3 separate regions of the Mus musculus genome follow, and all the other regions are linked to region 2. The links are chromatin loops, found by intact Hi-C in ENCODE. Cell type or tissue: heart. All regions are shown on one strand.

What was found. Hi-C counts contacts between places; a loop is a spot of excess contacts. Peaks named below come from ENCODE experiments on the same cell type or tissue, not always from the same donor. Only the 100,000 strongest peaks of a DNase experiment are listed, where the experiment ranks them.
Region 1: a loop joins it to region 2, with 2.3 times the contacts of the local background. A loop is called at or near these places in 3 of 42 quality-filtered maps.
Region 3: it touches region 2 in a loop (2.4-fold over the local background); 3 of 42 quality-filtered maps call a loop at or near these places.

The regions. Positions count from the first base shown.
Region 1 is chr3:79,097,947-79,105,946 of GRCm38, forward strand. Rapgef2 (Rap guanine nucleotide exchange factor (GEF) 2) reads right to left here. Exons shown (of 24, transcript NM_001310536.2): 3 at 6,017-6,194; 4 at 1,148-1,284; 5 at 274-432. Among named protein-coding and RNA genes, the nearest start is that of Rapgef2, 44 kb to the right of the region's middle. In heart, no CTCF peak of the experiment used is centred here; no DNase peak of the experiment used is centred here; H3K27ac peaks cover 1,402 bases.
Region 2 is chr3:79,174,154-79,182,153 of GRCm38, forward strand. It overlaps a transcript of Rapgef2 not described here. Among named protein-coding and RNA genes, the nearest start is that of Gm24150, 18 kb to the right of the region's middle. In heart, CTCF peaks have their summits at 4,899 and 7,628; DNase peaks (open chromatin) are centred at 4,078, 4,748, 7,218 and 7,628; H3K4me3 peaks cover 2,821 bases; H3K27ac peaks cover 3,633 bases.
Region 3 is chr3:79,124,952-79,132,951 of GRCm38, forward strand. The region is part of intron 1 of Rapgef2 (Rap guanine nucleotide exchange factor (GEF) 2); the gene reads right to left. Among named protein-coding and RNA genes, the nearest start is that of Rapgef2, 17 kb to the right of the region's middle. In heart, no CTCF peak of the experiment used is centred here; no DNase peak of the experiment used is centred here; H3K27ac peaks cover 485 bases.

The DNA.
Region 1 (8,000 bases), 76 kb before region 2:
GCACCTTTTACTGAAACCTAACCAAGGATATAAAGATCTCTCTATTGTAGAAAGATGGTTTTGGACTGGAAGAATCAGGATTGTGACAATGGCAGGCCAGTAGATTCAGTGCAACTCCAGTCAAGATTAAAGTGAAGTTTTCACAGAAATACAAAACAGTCTTAAAATCGCTATGGAAGACAAGAGGCAATGAGGCCACAGCCGTCTGAGCAGTGCTGGGGGTTCACGTGTTCGTTACTGAGGGTCAGGTCAGCACTGCCATACATCTCATACCTGGCAGTCATCCACCTTAGTCCTCATGACTCCTTTCATGTATTCTTTGTCCATGGTGGGCGAAACACCAAAGCTGTTTCCCATGCACAGAATTTCTGCTTTCCCATCCGGATATGTCACCTCCACGGAACCATTGAGAATCACTGACCAGGAATCCAGCTGAGAAAAACAAAAACAAAAAAACCCCGAAGGTAACACTGTGATCACCTGGCTTAAATGCTAGACGTGTCCTAAACTAGAATCTGGGATCTCCTATCTTGAAGATGGAACAAATTACCTGAAGAATCTTAACTGTTTATCAAACAAGCGCGCTCTCTCTCATGTTCTCTCTCTCTCTCTCCCCCCCCTCTCTCTCACACACACATACACACAATTCTTAGACCCAACACAGAGTAAAATCATTTAAAAACATTAAATATTCTCTAAAATGACACATGAGAAAAATTATCTATATATCAAAGGGAATGTAAAGAAGATAAAATGTTCGTCATGGCTTAAATACAAACATCGTTTTGTTTCTATGAGAGGCAGTGAATTTATGATGTACGGTCAGAAACTAAAAAGCTAATACATCACAGAGTCTCAGGATGGCTGTGTACCTCAGGGTGAAGTGCCTGCCTACCATGTGAAGGGCTCCAAGTTTGAGCCTCAAGATCAAGCAAAATCAAAACCTCCAGTGGCACTGCATGCCATGGTGGCACATGAGAAATAGAAGAATGGATCTTGGATGAATAAGGGAATGTTTGAGTGGACACCAGTTTCCATCTACTCAAACTCATCCCTGCTAAGTTCGTAAGAGGAAAAAACAGGAACAAGGTTTTGTCTGGGTGTCACTGATCCTCGAGCTTTCTAGGCGGTAGAAACCCCTGCTGACCTCTTCTCCGTCGTTTAACACAATGGTTCCAGCTCTTTCCACCACTGCAAACACCATCACGGCACAGAGCTCCCGTCTTACTGACATCGTCATATTGGCAAAGGCCGGCAGCTGGTGCATAAATTCCAGTAGTTGTTCTGAAAGGTAAAACCGTAATTTATACTGAGAACACATCTTCAGAAAGAAATACTGAGCTGAGCTCCAGACCTCTGTGTGCCTTCCCTGCAAGAGGAGAGCTTGCCTGCAGAGAGTGCTCTGACCACTGAGACTCAGGAGAGAGCTGGACTCCCAGGACTGCTGACAGAGGCTAACAGAATCACAGGAGGAACAAGCTCCACCCAGAGACAACTATAAGAACTAACTCCAGAGATTACCAGATGGCGAAAGGCAAACGTAAGAATCTTACTAACAGAAACCAAGACCACTCAGCATCATCAGAACCCAGCACTCCCGCCTCAGCCAGTCCTGGATACCCCAACATACCTGAAAAGCAAGATTTGTATATAAAATCATATCTCATGATGCTGATAGAGGATTTTAAGAAGGACATTAACAGCTCAAAGAAATACAGGAGAACACAGTTAAACAGGTAGAAGTCCTTAAAGAGGAAGCACAAAAATCCCCCCAGAACTGTGTCTCTAGCTGCACATGTAGCAGAGGATGGCCTAGTCAGCCATCAATGGGAGGAGAGGTCTTACAAAGATCATATGCCCCAGTACAGGGGAATGCCAGGGCCAGGAAGCGGGAGTGGGTGGGTTGGGGAGGGAGGGGAGAGTATAGGGGACTTTTGGGATAGCATTTGAAATGTAAATGAAGAAAATAGCTAATAAAAAGGAAAAAAAAAGAAGAAGAAGAAGAAAGAAGAAAGAAATACTCCAGGAAGACAGACTGAAGGGCTTCTATCTTGGGCAGGTAATGCCAAGACTGACTAGCTCTGTATCTCAAACCCTAGGCAGAAGGTTTCAATACATGGGTGGCTCTGGTAATCAGTGGTGGGTGGTACCCACTGACTCTATCTGATATGACAATCTTCTGAGAAATCTTAAATACATCTTATAGGAAGAATAAGTCTGTCTAGTGAATCTTACTTCTGGAATGGGCATGCAAATCCATGCCAGGCCATAAAATTTTTTAATCTTGCAACAAAATAATTCTGCAATAGATGATCCACATCAAATCACACAAAGGCAGAAGTTTCTACACTGAGAAATTCAGGGGCCCTCTGATGTTAAACCTAGAGGGGATCAAAGGCGTCGCGATCCTCTGCTGCCACATCACAAAATGCCTTGCTCTTTCTAGACTGTTCTATGGCTACCACCCCTCCCCCTACAGACCACACATTCTACCCTTTCTGTCCCTTTGCAAAAGTTCTCACGTTTTCCTGCAAAGTTCAATAACTATAAGAAAAATATGAGACAATAAAAGATTATCTAGCATTAAAAAATAGAACTGGATAGGAAATGTCGACATCATATGTAAGAACAAAGGTTAAAGAGAGAAAAAGGGTCTAATACTAAATGTAAGCCATTCCCAGATTCAGTTGAAATACCATATTCAGGGACTGGAGAGAGCGTTAGGAGTTAAAAGGCATGCACTGTTCTTGCAAAGGGCCTGAGCTCAATTCTCAGCACCCACATCACAAAAGCCACAACTACTAAATACCTCGTATCTAAAAGGCATGGTTTATGGAGCAAAACCAACTATGATAAATTCACTTTCTTCAAAATAACTGAGACAAGGACACACATCCAGTGATCGTTGGGAACCCAAGGAGAAGTTGTTTTCTTTTGCAGTTCTTAAAAAATATCAGCAATTTCATCAACTTTAACTTAAATGCTCATTTGTGCATGCGAGCACCCACATCAGCTCTGTCACTTCGCTGCTGAGTAATGTTATCAAATAAAGGTTAGCCATCGCAGAGATGCTCCTGTTAGAAGCCAGCCAGCCAGCTTTGCGTTTATTTGTAGGACTATGAAGGGCGCTTGCTTTCCAGGAATTCTCAGAAAGGTTTTTCAGATACTAAGTAAGTCTTACGTTTCTAGGAACAATAGACATACTGTACATACTTTAATTTTAAATTTCTTACAACCATTCTAAAATTAACACATTAAAAAGAGAAGGTGCACCAGTCAGTTTACAAAAAGGAGGCCTTCAAATCAATGCATTTATAAGCAGTATTTAGGCTTTTAAAATGCCCATGGAAAGCACTCTAAAATAAGATGGTATGTTGAACATATAGACTTTTACTAGAAATGATAGTCGATAGATTTGTTTGTGATGTTGGCCTAGAACAAGAATAGTAGCAATTGGAAACAGATGATATGTCTGACCCGAGGAAGCCAAACTGTATGACCACCATTCCCCTGGCGCAACCTTCTGCCTCCTTCTGTGGAGATTGTCTTTAAATAGAACCACTCCCTTCAGCAGGGGGTGGGGCGTCTGGGACCCAGCAGGTAAACACATTTCATGGTTCACATGTTAGGAAACCTAAACTCATAGATTCACCAGGATCCTTTCCAGGGTTACGGATGCCATAACTGCTGGGGGAAGTGATTGGCAGCCAAACCGAGGAAAGGAGTCTCTACCATGTCCAGCTTCCTGGGTTGCAGGTCTCCTTAGCTTTTCAGTAATAGCATGCTTTTGAGCCATCCATGTTCCTGTAAGTAACCCCCAAATAAAATTCACTGGCCCATCAAGTTAGACTTTGTTCCTCTATCTCCTGTTCCGTACCCGGGGTGAGTAGACACACGCCATCTCCCCAGGAAAGATCTGTCTCACAACACTCTGTCAGCCTAGTCCCTGCTCCTTTCCCCTCACAGAGCCCATGCTATCTGCTGTATCTCCCCTGCCCCACAGCACACATTCCGCTGCAAGCTGTAGCTTCCCTTGCCTAGAGCAGGACAAGGTCCAATCTCTCCTCTTCATCCTGAGCTGCCAAGAACTAGAAAGTCCCTGCCACAGGAGCAAAATGAATGAACGATTACCAGCACAGGCTCTTCATCTCTAAATCGTCTGCAGTTCCAGCAAATGACTTCATTAGACATGAAATCAAAGGGCTGGTTTTCTATTTCCCACTATATGCATACAGCTTAAACTGCCGGTTTTCCCACAAGTGTGTTTGCATAAACTAAAACAAAAGCAGTAAGTTACTCGCACCTTCCCTTATCTAATCTCACTGAGTTGAGCTCACTGAATTCTCCTTCAAACATGTACAGGCTTAAAGAGTTAGTGAAGGGCACAACACACAAGTCGCCTGCGACTGGCAGAGGTACTTACAGACCCTAGAACTGGGTGGGAGATGGCCCTGGTGATCACCTAGTATCTTACACAAAAAAGGTCAGAGTTGGATGTGTATTCAAACGCAAAGCTACTATTAAGGAAACAAGTCTTGCTCCTATTAAAAGGGAGACATAACTCCCCTAATGGTTTTAATTTTGAGGGGCACTTCAGGGCTCAACCAGCACAAATCGGTCTTAGTTACGGTTTCTCTGGCTGGAGGCAGGGACAGAGTTACCACCACACACAATATCTCATTAAGCTCAATGACTTTCTAGTCCAGTGGTCCAAACTCTTTCCACAGTTCTGCCCTCAACATGCTCAGGTCTGTCATGAAATACCCCAATCCTGGTGCCCACTCTGCCTTAGTTAGGGGTTTTAACTTCACCTTACAACTCTCGGGTCATGCTTCACCATTGAAAACAGTCAGGGCAGGCACCCGGAGGCCTGACTGAAGAGACGCCATGGAGGAGGGCTGCTTGCTGGCTTGCTTCCCAAAGTTCACTCCACTTACTTTTCTTCTTTCCTTTTATTTATTCTCACACAGATTACATCCTGATGGCAATTCCCGCACCTCATCTCTCCCACTAGCTTCCCTTTCCTCCAAACTGCCCCCTCCTTCATCTCCCCTCTGAAAAGAGCAGGCTTTCAAGGGACATCAACCAAATATAGTATAACTAGCTACTGTAAGACTAGGCACAGATTCTGACATCAAGTTCGCCTGCCTTCTTATACATCCTATGGCCACCACCCAGACGGGCACTGTCTGCAGTTGGCGTGGCCCTCTGACACTAATCATCCAATGAAGAAAGTGCCCCCCTCCACTTGCCTACAGGCTGACCTTACGGATGAATCTTCTCAGTTACAATTGCCTCCTCCCAAATACATCCAGATTGTGTCAAGTGAATAAGAAAAAAATTAAAATCCAACCAATACGTTACTTACAGCCCCTTCACTTGTGAGGCTGAAGCAGAAGGATAGTAGGTTTGATGTCAGTGAGGGGCATTTAAGAAAACCTGCCTAAAATAAAACAAGCAAATAAACAAATCCCACTACATCATCATCATCATCATTATCATCATCATCTTAATAGAAAAAAATTATAGACTAGACAGAAAGAAGAAAATCTCAGCTCCACAGCTCACAGGCTAACTACCTCAGCTTTGCTATTTTCTTCCTCACACATAAGCATAAGCCAACCACTTACAGGACTGTTACAGTTTCCATTTTGTCAACTAACATTAAGCTAATGTTTACTCATGGAATAAGGCTTGTAAGACAATTACTGAAAGTAATACTGTGTTAAGCCTACTTTTAACTTAAAGAGAAGGGGTCAGAAATTAAGCTAAGATAAATGTTATGTGAATGGGTTTTTATAAGAAGTTTCACTTTCAGTTATATTTGTAGATACTAGCTGAGTGAGACCCAACAAATCGGTTTCACACGGAGCTGGAAGGGTTCTGCAGCCACTCTTCAGGGTTGGGGATCCTGAGAGGGCGGGCTTTACAAACCTTCCAGACTCGGGCTGAATTACATCCGTGCTTGCCTCTCAGTCTTTCTGCCTGTTTAAAGCGTGCAGCCTTGGGCACTTACCGATGTCATCGTCAGTCCTGTCTATCGGGTCCTTCTCCAGGCAGTCCCTCACGATGTCCCTGCTCATCAGAGGGTCTGATGCTCTCTCGATGTCTTCCTCATCATCGTCATCCTCAGAGTCAACCGCCGTCTCTGGCAGTCCACTCAGGTCCATGTCACCGGCCTCGCTCTCCGTGGCCTTAAATCAGATGCAAAAGCAGACTTTAGGAACCACTGGAAGACAGTCAACCTATGGTGTGCTCAAGCACTAAGAACAACTACGGCTCACCATAATTGGCAGTATTTACTTCTCTACAGTTGAGAGCCAGCATCAACAAGTAGCTATGCCCCAACATGAGAGGAAGCTCAGAAGACATTAACATTATGGACAGAATAATCTTTGCCTCAGAAATTAGGATTTATTATAAGAAATGCAGAGAAAACTATGAAGTGAAAAAGAGAGTATTGGTTTTCACTTTGTTTTTAAGAGAGATGACTTACACTAAGAGGGTAACGATTTACTATGTGGAGTGATCTCTTCTCCAGGAGGACTGCATAGAGGATGACAGAACTATTTTGCCTCAGCTGGTCTTCTTGAAAGAAGGAGTCATAAATTGAAGGTAGCTTGATAATCACACATAACTATCTGGATTGATTCAATGGCCACTTGAATTTTAAATCACTCAACAGGGCAGAAGGATGTGTGTATACTATAAATATACATATATATAGAGGATATATACATATTGTATATCACACACACACACACACACACACACACACACACATACACACACACACACCTACCCACAGACACACAGACACAGACACAGACACACACACCCACCCCGACCCACCCTGGAAGAAGACTCTTCTGTTTCATTGGCACAAAGCTAAACTAACAATTTGACTGCAAGTTAGAAACACAAGTTAACTGAATACTCTCTTAGCTACCAGAATCACTGATTTCAAATGGCTTTCTGCCCAATCTGAAGACTAGAGACAGCTATCCTTCAGGTGAGTCCAGTCTTTAGTGATTTATTGGCCCAGTGTATCCATCAAACCCTAACCCTAATCCTAACCCTTGTTTTGTAGCCATGGAATTCACCAACTGCTTCTGCATACTGAGAATGAATTTACATACATATTAATTGCATCGACTTTAAACATCATTAATGTCTTTTTCACCCAAGAAAGTAAACTTAGGAAGACATATTATAAAATAACTTAGTAAGAAACATTATAAAGTTCACCAGCTTAAAATCACAGCTCACATGATGTTCAAAGATATTTCAGAATTGGACAATGGTAAATTTTAAATATTGAGTGTAAAATATTGAGTTTAATAACAGACCAGCACTGAATACGTTACTATGCCAGGCAATGCTAGGAGCACTATACACGTTATCTCATTTAATCCTTCTAAGGAGAGCTTAAGGAGAGTCTTTATCTCCCATAGTTTTCTAAACCTAAAATAAAGGTCAAGGTCATGCTACTGCTGAACCACAGAGTGAGCCGAGAATCCAGGAAATCTAACTTCAGCATCTTAATCATTTTCTTATACTTATGCCCATGAAATTAGCAGAACAGTTAAGAAAGCAAATAAAATAATTTAAGACCCCACCTCCCCATTCTTTATATGAGGTACAAAGTCTTGCTATATATTGCTCGTTAGTCTCAAACTTGTGGGTTCAGACTCAAACTCCTGCTTCAGCCTCTAGAATGCTGGGATTACAGGCCTGAGCTACCACACTCACCAATAAAAAAAGTGACTCTACATGGCATGAGTACCATAGAAAGAGCACTAAATTTTACATTTGTAATAAAATCTTTAAAACAGTTCAAATTAATGTTATATGCAGACACACACACACACCCAGAGACACACACATTTATCCAAAGAAGATAATCACGTATCCAATAAATATATGAAGGGATGATCAACACCTTTAATTATTAGAAAAATGCAAATAAAAATCATGATATATAATCTCATATCCACTAG
Region 2 (8,000 bases):
ACTATGTTCAGAGAGGAAGTTCTTACTGCTGACAAAATTCCTCTGCAGCATCTTGGGGAAAAACTGCAATTGCCTCTAAAAACTTGACCTGGAGTTACCTACCAAAATTTAACCAAATGTGATCAAGAGAGCTTCACTATCACCACGGCTGTGCCATCATTTACTTTATGAGATTTTCCTCCCTGAGCAAGAAGACAGATGAGGACACAGAGCAGTCCTGAAGGAGGCTGGTGAGGGCTGGCACTGTACCCACCCGCCTTTGCTTTGGTAACCTTAAACCAATGTCTAATACCCTCTCCTAGATTATTTTTATGCCGTAAGAAAGAAGCACCACAGACGGTTTTGCTTGAATTCTTTACTAAAATAATTATGTTGCTAACGTCTTTCTTACATTTCCATATGAAGCCTTATCGTCATGTATCCTAAATCACACGATTATGAGACAAAGGCGTCAGCAGGTCTCTAATGTCCTCTCACTTAAAGGAATTCACGAATGTGTTCAACACACAAGTCCCTCAGAGCTAAATTTCTACAGTTCCAGGGTGCCCCAAATTTCAGTTAAAAGACATAACAACTGATTGAATTATAAAGTTCAAACACCAAATACTATCCCTTTTCAACTTTCTATCTTCTACATTTGAGTATTATAAATAATTACAATATTACAATTACGAATTAAAATTCATAATTATTAAGTAAATCTGTTTAAAAAATACAATACTTTATGATGAACAAGTAGTTTGTGAAAAAGCTTTTACTTTTTACTTTTTTCTGAAAAATACTTGAGAAAAATAAAAAGTTCTCAAAGAGACATGCTTACCACAATCATTTCAGAAGGCTCTAAGACAATGCATTCACAGCCACGCCTAAAGCTTCCTGCAGAACGCTTGCCAAAACTAGAAAGAGGTAAAGAAGACAAGATTTAGGGATCAGGAAACATGAATTAGGAACTCTAGCTAACCTCCAACTATGGGAATTTTTTTCAGTTACAAAAACAACACATTAAAAGTGTCTTCAGTCATGATTATACAAAGAAATAACAACAAAATAACTTAAATTCCTAAGTTTCAATCATGTTTTTTCTGGAAAATTGTTTTCAAATTAATAATCTAAATAAGGAAGAATTAACACAAGCATGTTTTGTGATGGACGGTTTGAAAACATTCTCAATGAGGTGACGTTTTAGAATATTCCAATACAGATAGAAATGGCGCCATCATGAACTACAAAATGTTTATAAAATATAAGTTACAAGCACTCCCCTTTTCTAAGTTAACATGCTGAGACTTAATTTTCCCGATCAAGTTATTCTAAATGTTTTAAGAAAAAGATGCCAAGCTAGGAGAAGGGTTATGCACAGATGTGAGTGCAGATGTGTGCATGGATTCCCTCCCTGAGAGAGCCACCCTGGGGACTCAGAACTTACTCCTCGTCCCATCTCTGCCAACTCTCACTTTAATCCTGGAGAAGCCTGTTTTTCTTGTTTGTTTGTTTGTTTGTTTATTTTGTTTTGTTTTGTTCTGACATTTTCTTTACAAGCTAGAACCCAGGTGTGCCAAAGCAGTTCTGGCCTGCCTTCCCCATCTACGTACGAACTGCCTGTTTCTATCACTACTCCAAAAACCTCTCCTTTCTCTCTAAAAAGAAACAATTTTTAAAGCTTCAATGAAGATTGAATACATATATTTCACCATGCTACAAGTATATATTTTAGTAATATTTAGTTCGCTTAGTACATACAGTAACTGTAGACAAACAAGGTTCCAGTGTAATACCTCTGCGCATGTGTGTATGGTCTTACCTGTGCATCCTCCTACTACCCTTGGTCCTTTCCCCATCCCTCTGACCTGCTTCCTCTCATCTCCCGCCCGCTTTCTGTGTTTTGTACTTTTAATACAGAAGCTGCATCTGAGAGAAAATATGTGCCATTTGTCTTTCTGAGACTTGTTTAGTTGGCTTAACATGACAATCTCCAATTCTCCATTTTCATGCAATGATAAACCGCAATGAAAGCCCATACCCCACATATTACACTTTAAACATCTTTTAAGGAAAAAACACATTCCCAATAACAAATTTTAATTGAATGCCTTTCCCCACCATCAAGTTAAGCAGGCATTCTGGGCAACTTCGGAGGAGATTGTCCTTCCTTTTACAGGGCCCTTCTATCATGACACACAATGTTTCATGTAGTAGGAACCAAGCTATGAAAATCAAGAGGTCCCTCCGACCACTTCATCTGTCAATTTTATTCATTTACATGAGGGGTCACCAGTCAGAGTAGACTCATCAATTATGTTCTTCGGGGTTCAAAACTTGTTTTATGAAGATCAAACCCAGATTTATAGATAATACCATTGAAAAAGAATTTCTAAAACACTCACATACATTCAGACATATTCAAACATACATACTGTAGCGTGCCTTATAAAGCAGAAGACTTCTGCCGGTAAGGTAGAGAAATGACTTAGTAGTTAAAGCCCTTGCCATACAAGCAATAAGGCCGGAGTTGAGATCCCAGAATCCACTGCAAACATGCATGGCTGTGGAGGTAAAAGGGAGGTCAGAGGATCCCTGGAGCAAGCTGGCTGGTGAGACTAACCATAACGTGAGAGTTCTGGGACTGACAGAGAGACACAGTCATCAACCTCTGGACACCATGGTATTCAACAACTTGAAAAATAATTTTGACATATTAATAAAATATGTAACAGGCTTACCAATATCATCATTTTAATCCTATTACATGATTAGGTACAAATATATATTGTATATTTCAGGTTTGTTACTAAGTAACATAACATCAAAATCTAAAAATGAAGGCAGGGGGTGCTGTGTGGCTCAGTGTGGTATGTGCAATTAGCAAGAGCACCTCCCAGGTTCAACTGCCAACACCTAAAATAAATAAGAATGCCAGAGCACAGCTGGGAGACTCAGTTGTCATACTTCATTCCATCTCAGACCTGGGCAATTTTATAAGCACTACTGCTTCTTTTGAAAATGTGGAATGGCACAGTAAAGAAATCATACGTATTTGTAATGGATACAATGGTCCTACGATACCTGATAAAGGAAATCAAAACGTGCTGCCACGGGGCTGTTCACAAACTTCAGCAGGAAAGGTGAATCCCCACTTTCAACACTAGCAAACTCCACAGCGCTGCTGGTATGCACAGTTCCTGTACCAAGTCCCCACATCCTGTTACCATACAGCTAGGGCTTAGCTTCTAGAACTTCATGACTTTGAGTTGAATTAACATGCAAAGGTCACACTGTATAATATGTTCCCAGGAGAGTCTGGGATGTGGTAGCTGTAGGTGAACTGGTAAACTACAGCCACAAGACTCACATCCTGGAGACATCACCATGTTGTCAATTGGGAAAACAATTCTTCAGCACATGCATTTCTCAAATACGCTGAAGGAGAGAGGCAGCTCCCTTGGAATAAATCTAAGCAAGGCATCTGTCTTTATCAAACTGAACTGAGGAGAAGGGCCAGCTGCTTACATCCCAGCTGGAAGCATAAGGATCTGAACTAGGGTCTCTTGAGAGCACCTGTAAGACCATGAGGCGAGTACAGTGCTGTCCATAGCCCTGGTGCTAGGGAAGCGCCAGGACTCCACTATTTGTACAGCAGAGCTCAGTGCAATATAATTCACAATGGCCACATATGGAAACAACTCTATTAACCAAACAAACAGTATTATGTACACATAAAACAGACTTCAGAATGTTGGTGATAACAGTCTGGCTCCATAGCCCACCCAGGCTAGCTTCAAATCCATGCTTCGCCTGCATGGAGCCTCCCAAGCGCTGGGCGGACAATTGCGTGACACCATATACAGCTCACAATGGAGGACTATTCAGACATAAAAAGGACTCAAGAACTGACACATGATACAAATGGACGAAGCTTAAAAATATCACCCGGAGGGCAACAAGCCAGTCACAAAAACTCCACTTAGAGGAATTAGCTAGAATAGGCAACTTCACAGAGGAAGAAAGCGAGAGGCCGAGAGGCCGCTGAGGCTGGAGAGGAGACAGAAGGGCGAGCCCCACAGTTAGTTTCTGTTTCTTTTAGTGGCTTTAGGTTTCTTTACAAAAACTAAGAAGTAAGGGAAAGCAGGAAGTCAAAGCAAACAAGTAGATGGCAGAGTGCTTGCCTGCCACTTCACGCCTGGCCATGGTTAGAGCCTCCCCCCAGCCTCACCCACACCAAAGCCTTAAGTTGTTTGAGACTGGACCACCCCACTGAGAAACACTGCACCAACCTCTTCCCATTGGTCCTAGAAGGCTGAAGTGACAGTAGCTATGAACGTACGTGGGAAGACATGGGGAAGGCACACATGTAACAGACACTCAGTGCGTGTCCCCAGCAGTCAGTTATATCCTGTTTGCTTTAACTCAATATAACCACATTTTTCCTTTTGTCCGTGGACTATAATAAGGCTCTTCCATATTATTTCTTACATGAAAAGTGTTTTGCTGCCCACTCCTCTTCATGTGTTCACTGGACAGGTAACACAAATCAGTATTATCAACATAAGCCCTATAATTAACATTGGAATTTACAAAATCAAATTCACAAAATACAGCCATTATTTCTTCAGTAGTTTACAGTCCATGGAAGATGAGTATTCAAACAGCTGCAACCCAATGACAGCCCAGACTGGCCTTCAGGGAGAGGCAGCACTCAATGGCCAGGCACACTTGCCAGCTAGCCGAGAGGGAAAAGACAGCTCAGCATTTGTAATTCACAGAGCAATTCAAATTCAGCAAAATCACACAGTGCAGGAAGAGCCTTAGGTCAGATGAAAATACCCAGAGGTTTGAATGTCAGATCCATACAGACCAAGTGCCCTCTGACAGTGCCTGCCGGGAGTGCAACCTACAGAGAGGTTAACTGTTGCCGCTTTGAACTTTCAAAGATAGAGTGCTGTTTTGTTTACATTTGGATTAAAACACTTTAAAAGTCATCCCAGTCTTTACAGTAGTTTCAGTTTTTGTGGATACCTGTGTGTAAAACAAAAATCAATGTTTGTGTGTGCGTGCACATACACATACACTTGCCGACATGCCAGGTAAGTCTTGGCTATAACATTCAGAATCCTGGTCCTTTTCCATCCTAGACACTGGCTTTTGACAGGCAGCTATGAAACTGAAGAGGGGTGTGAGGGTGCAGCAAATGCGGTAAGAGTGTTCTTAAAGAACTTGTTCTCTATAAACACACTGCACAACTTTGATTTCAGCCCTTTAGCTTCAACGTAATTCCAGTACATTCTTACAATCTTTAATATTAAACAGCCAGCCGCAAAATGAAAGCTAAGTTACACAGGTCCACATTTGTCAACTGTTGGCTCTCTTACTTAGCCTTATGAAAATAACAGCATGTAAGATCTGTTGCCAGCCATCAGTTGAAAGACCAGCAGCACACAACACACAACATACAGCACACAACACACAGCACACAACACACAGCAACACAGCACACAGCACAGCTCACAACATACAGCACACACCACAGCATACAGCACACAGCACAACACACAACACAGCACACACCACACAGCACAGTACATAGCACAGCTCTTAACACACAGCAACACAACACACAGCAACACAATACATAGCACACAACACACACCATAGCATACAGCACAGCACATAGCACAACACACAACACAGCACACACCACACACCACACAGCACAACACATAGCACACACCTCAGCACACACCACAGTACAACAGTCCACAGTTTCATCCCACTTGAAGGTTTTGCACAGAACAATTTAAAAATTACGAATTACAAATTAACTCAGTTCTTCAAATCAAAATAAAGTAAGGAAAATGTTCTTAATAGGTGCAAATAGCATGACATTACATAATCCAAAATGCGCTATAACAGCCCGCTAGGTAGAGCTCATAACCAGAAAGCACAAATCTGCGAAAAGCACCTTACCTAGTTTGTGTAAACTCCCATAAGTAACTAATGGGTAGCAGAAGTTTGTAAGGCTGGTCGAGCCTAGGTTTCTGTCAGCACGTTTCCTCCCAATTTGATTCAAGAGCATGTTTTATTAGTGTGAGTGTCCTGGAAAAGGCAGCAGCTGGGCACAGAAGCCCCCTCTGCCAGTGTCCCTAACCTTGCCCTGTGTATGGGCCTCCACATTCTTGTGTGCGTCAGAACTGCTTGGCGGAATGCAAGTTCTCTACATCGGAATGTAAACTTACTCCTGTCAGGGAAGACAACCAGGAGATCAGAGCACAGCAGAGAAGCTGAGACACTGACAGGCGATCCAAATTTACCAAATCATCTAAAACGCCAAACTATCAGAGAGCCTATTTCTCATCTCGTCATTCCTAGAAAGTGATAGACACTGAATGTTAATCTCCTTATAAATAAATCTAATTAACTAAAATGTAAGTAACCAACTGATGCTCCTGAACCAAAATCAATGTATGTATCGATGACTTCAAAGAAAGAGTCACATCTCATTGTCTAGACAAAGTATGGTAGCAACTGTGGAAGCCTGGAATTTCATTCCCCAAGTCAAGAGAAAACAGCAAAGTACACTGAAAAACTTGCCATAAAAACACACTGAATCTTTTTAAATGTTTTACATTCACTCAAAAATTAGCAGGCACTAAATAAAATCATACCTCATGTAAATTACAAAATGTGTGTGTGTGTGTGTCTGTGTGTGTGTGTGTCTATGTCTGTGTGTGTGTGTGTCTGTATACACACTGTGTCAAGAGAGTGGACTAAGTGGCGACGATTCCCTAAGTATTTGGAAACTACACACATTTCACCGTCTCTAGACACCTTCCACAGCTACTTTAGAAATGTTCCACCATCAGCAAGCACTCAATGGCAGTTTGGAAGCCCAGCACTGAATCTTTACTTACAAATGTAGCAAGCACATACAAAAATAATAAGGAAGGGCTCTTCACTGTGCCCCCCTACTCTCCCACCCCCCTGTTCAGTTCCTCTACTTAAGAAGCATTAAGCATTTAATATTTGTAGTATGAACATTTTAATTTCTAAAAATCCAACCTGCACTGTCTTCAATGTCTTTGAAGCCCCAGTACAGCAACAGTGCTGCCACCGTCTACGGCTACGTCTCTGTAGCAGCAAGCGCTCCCATTTCCCTGTTAGCTGCTGGTGAGCCCATGCACTCCGGGCTTGTGGCTCTAGCAGAGCCAACATTCCTTCTGAGGCTCGCTTCCTGCTTCCATGACCCACCCACCTCTCTGGGCTGCATTATGTATTACGCATGTTGTATGGGCACTCTTTCCGCATACCAGTCTCATGACCTCAGCAGCTGCCTGACAGATACTCTTTATCAATTTGTATTAATTCATTATCTACTCTTGTAACTCAAGGACAAGTAGAAATCGGCAATGTCTGTCCTCCTGTGAGGCTTCAAGGTCAAATGTTCACAAGAGCTACAGCTGCAATCTTTGTTATTAACATGTATTAGAGCGGTGCGAAGAGCCGGTTGCTCTCCACCAAAAGAGTTGAATTGTATACTGGCCTGAGGGATTAGTGCGGTAAAGACTGGCGTATATTTACATCATCACAGATGGGCGAGGCTGGAGGAAGCTGTGTGACTCTCGCTTTCCCTCTTCCGGTGATAAAGTTGTTCTTACCTCAGATGTACCGGGCTACACAGAGCAAATTTTTCTCGTGCCACAACCCAAAGCAGCCTGGGACAGTGGTATGAGGGCTACGCTTTGGGAGTGTCTGTGCCCTCGCCACCGACCTGCTACAGACAGCTCAGCTAAATTGATCTGCTGCTATCCCTCTACAAAGCGGCACAAACACGACTCTGCTGACCACTGTGCTTTGGCACAGATGTCACCTGACTGGTTCTTCAAAAGTTATGGTCCAGGCCAGGCTCTCCCTTCAGCACAGGGACCCGTGCCATGACCAAAATGGTTCGTTAATTTTCACCATTTCACAGTGCAAAGCTGAGCATATTGAGTCAGAGACATCGGCTC
Region 3 (8,000 bases), 49 kb before region 2:
TATTTTATCAAATTCAGACACTTGGTTTGATCAGTACCTAACATCTTCAGAGTCAGCCCTCGGAGCCCACAGGCTAATGTGAAGCTGTAGAAGATAATTCCAGGTTGGCTGGAAATCACTTTCATGTTTCCTCACCAGTGTGTACCAGACAAGAGATCTAGCCTCTGCAACCAACCATGGAATTGTAAGAATACAGAGAGGGCTGGCACAAAGAAACCCAGTGACATGGAACACTAGGCCAAAGCAAGTTGTATAAAATCACAAGGCCAGGCCCACTAGGATCCATCACTATCTCTTCATTTTAGTTGAAGGAATGGTTATGTGGAACTAAACCACTGATGTACAGCATTGTTAACACTAGAGTTCAGGTTATACTTTTATGTAATTAATTTAAATAGGACTCAAAATTTCTACATTGTAAATAATATCACCTTTTAAAACAATATTTCTTTTAAAAATACTAAAAGGATGCAGTAACTCACAATTCATTGTTAATTATGTTAATTGTGTAAGTAAAAATTAATAGTATTCTAATCTTAATTTTGCTATATATGCACATTCATAGAGCTAAACACTGTGAGGTGACTTCACTGAAGAAGACAGTGCATAACTTGAGAAAATATGATTCCACAGTGTCCCTAACCAGTCAATCAACCAACCAACCACCAACCAATCAACAAATTCCTGTGTTTCCTATCTCACCATCACTACTGTCATAGGCTCAGATACTGAAGTTTCTACGACAGTTTGCTATCTCAAATAATCCATACTTACAGTCTTCCTAAATTGAAAGTCTGAATTATAAAACTTCATATAACCTAAAAATTCCTAAGTATTTTGAATATAGAAACGATTTGCTCCCAAGTTAAACAATGTTTATTTTTCAGAGTATCTAGAACTTGCAACAAAATCCCAATAGCCTACAATACTAACCTTTGTTGCCCTTATTGTTGTAAATGTACAATGGTGAGTTGCTGATATTGCTGGCTATTTCTGCCCTTTAGCCTTCATTTCTATTTACGTTTTGCCACAAAGGGGAAGGGAAAATACACTTCCTATAAATATAACACAAGTATCTGTGAATCTAAATTTATCAATGTTTACCTATACCTCAACTTTTATATTTCTATTAATTCACCTCTCAAGGACTTCCATAAATATTTATGTCATGGCTTTTTACACTCCAGACCAGTAGCTCTCAAATTTCCTAATGCTGAGACCCTTTGATACAGCTCCTCATATGTGGTGACACCCGACACACACACCATAAAATTATTTCATTACTACTTTATGACTGTAATTTTGCAACTATTATGAATCATAATGTAAATATGATATACAGGATTATCTGATATGTGACACCCCCCAACAAAGTGGGTCATGACCCACAGGCTGGGAACTGCTATAGACATTCAAGGTAGAGAGATTAATCTAGCAGTTAAGGAGCCCACTCTCATAAGGCTGACATTCCAGGAAAGAGAATAAATATAAAAATATGATCAACAAAAACCAAAACCGAAGTAATATGCTTGTCAGAGAATTCAAGAATTCAAGTGTAATAGAAAGACCTTGGAACTGACCCCCACCCACCCACCCACCCACCCACTCCTCACCCCTCACCCCCACCCCAGGACAGTACCACCAGCTGCAATCTCTGAGTAAGGAGTCCGGAATATACGGGCAATATGCTGATTTCTAGGCAAAGCAAACAGTTAGCAGGTGAGCCCTGAGGTGACACCTATTCTGTGAAGCAGACAAAGGCCACGAAGAAGAGAGCAGAGTGAGTAGCAGTGTAACAGGCACTCACCAGCTGCTTTAGCTAGGAAGTTCTGCACCACATCTAGCCTACACAACAGCTCTAAGCAGGATGCAAGGCCAGAACGCTGCTCTCCCTGGGCCCTTCTCCTTTTCTCTGGGTCAGTCTGCTTCTTTACTCGTACAGGCATACTTTTGCAGACTCTGGGGGAGTCTGTCTACTTAACCTGTCTCACCCCCCTTCAAAACCGAAGGCACCGAGGTCCTAAAGTCTCCTTAGACTGCAGGATCAGCAAGGCTTCCCAGGACAGGCCCTGCCATGCATGAGGACACTTAGCTACTGTGATGAGGCTACACCCTGGACAACCAACTGCTCTCAAGTGAAGTCAGGAGAGTCAGAACTGAGATAATGATCAGCCAGGCCGCACTCGACCAAGACTACCATGCATACCTCTCGCTCCCTACCTCAGTTCTCTTCATAAATCTAGAGCTCATGTCAACTCCTAAAGACAAACTTAGATTAACTAGACCCCCTTTTCCAATGCACTGATTGAAATGGTTTCTGCTTTTCCCCCATGACTTATCTCTGTCACTGACAACCACTGACATAGATGGTCTCCGCGCATCTGTTGGAACTGCTGGGCCAGGCTTCCGCTCTGAAGCTATGGTAACAAGAAATCACATAAAAATATAATAATATTAATTAATAATGATGATGATGATGATGATCAAGATAACGGTATGAGGAAGACAGTATTTTGATACCATAAGGGATAGATTCTTTGAGGTTTCAGAAAGACTGTTAAGGGTCAGAGGATCAGGTAGTTTGCTGTGAGAATGTGTCTCCTGCTGATGTCAGAAGCGATACCCATAGTCTCACCAACATGACTGCCTAAGCATGAGTGTAACGAGTATGACACAGACAGACATGCCAATGTGGACAGGAGAAAGCCCACAAAGCCTCATCTCTACTCAAAGAACGATAGCAACTAAGGAGTGCGGAGAGTGGGAGAAACAGTCTTTCCCAGGGAAGAGCACACCAGCTGGATGTCCAACGCCAAAGGCTCAGCCCTGAAATGTACAGGCAAGTAACAGTCACGGACTGAGCAGGATATATCTAGGGGTGTGTGTATGTGTGTGTGTGTGTGTGTACATACACACACATATGTACACACACACATGCATATATGCATGCACAACAATCCATTAATAAAAAGGAGGCTATGAATTTGAAAGAAAGCGAGGAGAGTGTATGGGAGGATCAGAGGAGGAAGGAAGGAAAAGGGGGAAATGATGTCATTACATTATAATCTCAAAAGTGAAAGAGAAAAGATTCAAGAATTAAGCAATGTTAACAGAAGATAAGAATCTCAGCCTGTTCTTCCTTTTGAGCTAAAGCATTGATTCAAAGTTGCATGTGTGTGAATACACATGTCAGTTTAAAAAAAATTAAAAAGCCACAGAAATATAAAACAAGAGTTCACTTATATTTTTAAGTAAAGTTAAACAACTAAACCTGCACTTATGATCTTCTAAACGTGCTGGGGAATGTGTGCTGCCCCCAATACAGAAACATAGTTGGAGTTTGTAAAGTACAAATGGGGTTGGATAGTCCCATTCACATCGCTATGCCTTTACAAATGAACCTCACCCTTCAGTGCTTTCAAGGGTACCAACAGGACCAGCAAGCTTCCTGAGACAGGATCCTTTCCATCCCATTGTAGAGTAGTATCAAGAGAAACTGATCCACACCAAATACAAAGAGCACCAAGTAAATCAGCTATATGCTCAACCACACAAAGTCTGCTCTAGTGTTTCTACTAACTGTGGGAAACTGGAGAGCAAAAGGGAGAAGCCACAGGGATGCCAAGCAGCCTCCAGGGAACGTATGAGTTAATTAAGGAGGGACATGCTTAATCACAAGGTGAACAATAACTATTACCATGGAAGGAGGGAGAAGGCAATAGAGTGTCCGACTTACAGAAGCTTATGTTTCAGTAAAAACAGTTCAAATCTGTGAGGAATTCTGAAATGAGCAGACTCATACTCCCAGCCACAGTTAAGCAAGGTAAGAAGAGATGAGTTACTATTGGAACAGGCACCTCCAAATTCTCCCATACACGATCCTGTATAACGAAACTGACAAGAAGCAACCTCTCATGATCACATGCCTCCTCTCCGGGTGACTGGTCACCAGGGCCATAAAGTTGTATTTACTTATGAGATGATGTTCAATTTTCTCAATTCCTGAAGGATTCCCTGAGGCCATGAGCAAGAGGGAGCTTATGAAAGTTTCTTCCTCCAGGAAGGTGCTGCAGTGGGCGAGTGGGGAGCACAGGCAATAGGTGGGGTCAGTGGAGTACTGTGCTACTGGGCTAGAAAGACACAGGTGCCATTCTGGGTTGGCTGATGTTGGGACAAGCTCAGAAGGAACAACTGATACTCTGAGGAAACTGAAAGGAGACTCCAAACCAGGGCAGCGGTGTGTGTGTGTGTGTGTGTGTGTGTGTTGGGGCAGGGGTGGTGGGGGGGGGTGGAGCATTCAGGTTGCTTTGATGATACAAAAGTTTCAATCGGAAGTTGGTCGCTAAGATATGGACAGTTCCATCACAGCACGTGAAGGTTTGGCATCAGCGCTTCTGTGTGGTTTCTCAGCGTTTCAGTGCATGTAAATCTGGGGAGGGGTTGGAGAATGAAGTCATGGCTCAGGAATCTGGCAAGCCCCTGAATTCCACTGTAAAGAAGCATCCTTGGGAAGCTGGATCTGACTCACTTAACATCAGGCTTCAGATACATTCTTAAATGGTTACATAACAACACTAATTTTTCAGAACAAGAAAGGATTTCTTTATATAAAAAAAAGAAAAGAGATGTGCTGTCTGCAGTGCTTCTTTCTGTCCTCCATACTGTGAGACTGTTATGCCAGAGCCTTCCCATACTAAAATTTCAATTACATACATGAAATGTCTTCGCCTTTTATTTTAATGAAAACTCACTCTTTAGACTGATGCCCATCATTAATCAGATTCCCCAAGTAATGTCTATCTTTCAAGCTAAATAACTCATTTATTTTTCTATGACAGTTATTTATATTTGCAATGTATGCTTAAAAATGATAAATTAAAATATCAGAGAATTTCCATATCATCAAATAACTGTATTAAAAATCTAGACCATTCTAAACTCCCGGGTCTTCCCACCACGCAGACAGCACATCTGAATGAACAGCAGAAGTTTTTACTTGAACCCTAACAATCTGATACAGAGCAGGCGCAACCTTTAAATTTGTGAAAATGAATAAAGAACATTTACTTAAAATTAAGTCCTTTTTTAAATATACATTTATTTGAATTATTTCCTAAAACTGGGTGTCATAAAATTAGCGGGAAAAATTCTGTTTATAGTAAACCAAGAACATCCTCTTAGGTTCTCACCCTATGAGAACAAGTGTCACATACAACACACACAAATATGCATAGGCCAGGAGAGCTTTCTCTCCGTACTGGAGTGGGGTGAGAAAAATCAGACAGAAGATCTCATCCTAACGTCACACAAACACTGTGTTTAGAACAAGAAAGCAAATACTCATGCTCTGTCTTATACCTTCTGCATTAAATTATTTTCCCCAAACAAAAGGCTTGTTTTTTTCCTTTTTAAAGGAAAATGCAATATGCACAATTAAGAAGTATACAACTCCCACTTCCTGGCCTTTGCTTTCTTTTTTTTTTTTTTTTTCTTCTTCTTCTTCAAAGAAAACAGCACTTATGAGCTCCATAATAACTACCTTAAATCCCCGAAATCATATCATAATAGCAAAGCTCTGTACGGCATAACACATAATGGCACAAAAGGCACATTTAAATATGACCCTGTATTCCATGCTTCTGTAATCCATATTAAGTTGAGAACAAATAAAAACGTTCTACTTAGATCATTTATCTAAGGAAGGTAAATCAGAAAGATCGGCCTTAGGAAGAAATAGAATACATACCATGATATAGTCTCTTTCGCTAGAAAAGGCAAGAAGAAGGGATTTAAATTAAGACCTGGTGTATAAAAGCTGAAAGCATAGAATTTGTATCCACATAATGAACTGATGTCTCCTCTAAAGACGTCAGATTGCTGCTCAGCTAAACCATCTAAAAATACCTCCTTGCAAACACACACGGCATGACTACAAAGACAGGTCTTACTAAGCAGCTCTACTTGTACAAAATCACTTAATAAGTGAGGAAAATGGTGAAGTACTTAGGTAAAAATTAACACGATTTTTTTTGTCACATCAACTGTGATTCTTTTATGAGCTATTTTGCAACCAATTCCAATTTGCAGAAAGCAGTTAATGAAGGATCTTAAAAATGAACTGTAGTTGATCTAAGATGGCCAACAGAGAGTCATAATCTATCCTCAAAGTAAGTCTCTGCCAGGCATGATGGCCCAGGCCTGTAACTTTGGCACTTGGGAGGATGAAACAGAAAGACTGCCACAGTTTAACGTCAGCTTGTTTCACACAGAAAGTTCAAGGCCAGCCAGGGCTAAATAGTGAGAGCCTGTCTCAAAACAAAGATAAAAATAAAAGATAAAACCAAAACCAAAACGAAATTTCTGAATCAATATTCCAAGAAAAAGGTAACACGTACAGCTGGAGAAGCAAGAGGAAGTCATGGATGACATCCATCCATGTTAGTACATGTGTGTAACTAACAGCACTTCATAGACTGTGAAAAACAGTTCTAATTCTGCAAACAATCCCTGACTATCACACAGTTACCAAGAAGAGGTGGGGTTGCTGCCTACATATGAAGGACTGTAGAGGACTACAGTTAAGGTAGACCTCTACCTATGTAGAAGTTTGCAAGAAAACTCTGAGAACATGAACTTCTGAAAACATAAATCTTTAAAATATTTTCCCTCTTTACAAGCTACCACCTATAAAACACAAAGTATCCCACTTTTACTTTAATATCTGTGGTGGTTTGAATATGCTTGGCCCAGAAAGTGACACTATTATGAGGTGTGGCTTTGTTGGAGTAGGTGTGGCCTTGTTGCAGGAAGTGTATGACTGTGGGTGTGGGCTTTGCCAGTCTTTTGTTTGCCTTTGGAACAAGATGTAGAACTCTCAGCTCCTCCAGTGCCATGCCTGCCAGGATGCTGCCATATATCCTGCCAGGATGATAATGGACTGAAGCTCAGAACCAGTAAGCCAGCTCCAAGTAAATGCTGTCCTTTATAACAGTTGCCTTGGTCATGGTGTCTCTTCACAGCAATGGAAACCCTAAGACAATATTTTTTAGGGATCATCATTTATGAGGCACTCAGTAGAGTGACGAACCATAAAAATTTTCAAAACACTTGTAAGGTAGCAAGTATAATCATCGTCTCCATTTTGTAGAGGAAATAAAATTCAAGAGGTTTGCTTAACCACTGTAATTCTAGTCAATATCAGAACTTGCCCAACCACTGTATAACTAGTCAATACCAGGACAAAGAATCCAGTAAGTTCTTGAGGTTCTGTACTACCCAGGGGAAGTAGTGTTGAACTCAGGGTCTTGCCTATGCTAGGCAAGTGTTCTATTAATTACTTACATTCCCATCCCTGTGTGTGTGTGTGTGTGTGTGCATGCCCATATACATACACACACACACACACACACACACGCACACGCATGCACACATACATATAAATACTATGCATGTATACATACATACATACATACATACATACATAGTTTCGGAGAGTTCAACCCACAGTCACTTGGCTCCACTTCTGCTGGGCTTGTGCGCAGTGAGGCAGAACACCATGGCAGGACACTGTGGAGCAAAGCTACATGGCAGCCTGGAAGTTGGAGGAAGTGTCTGAGGATACAGCTCTCAAGGGCCTGCTCCCAGTGACCCAATTCCTCTAATCCAGCCCCACCTCCTAACTGTCCACTCAGCCAGGGATTTGTTCATCAAGGGATTATTCATCCAGTGGTAGAGTAAGAGTTCCAACGCCAACCACCTAACAAGTGCTACCAGCTGGAGACAAAGACTTCCAAGAATGAGCCTTCTGGAAAATACTTCACTTCCAATCATAACAGAAGGCAACATCCTTTTTATGGCAGCTCAGATGACACTTAAAGTAGGGAACAATAGTGAGAACAGATGTACATACAAAGGCAGTACTTGATACAGCCCTTGAAAGAGGTGTTCTACTGCTGCCTAATACAAAGCCCTACCTACCCATCAACAATGGACATCTTTCA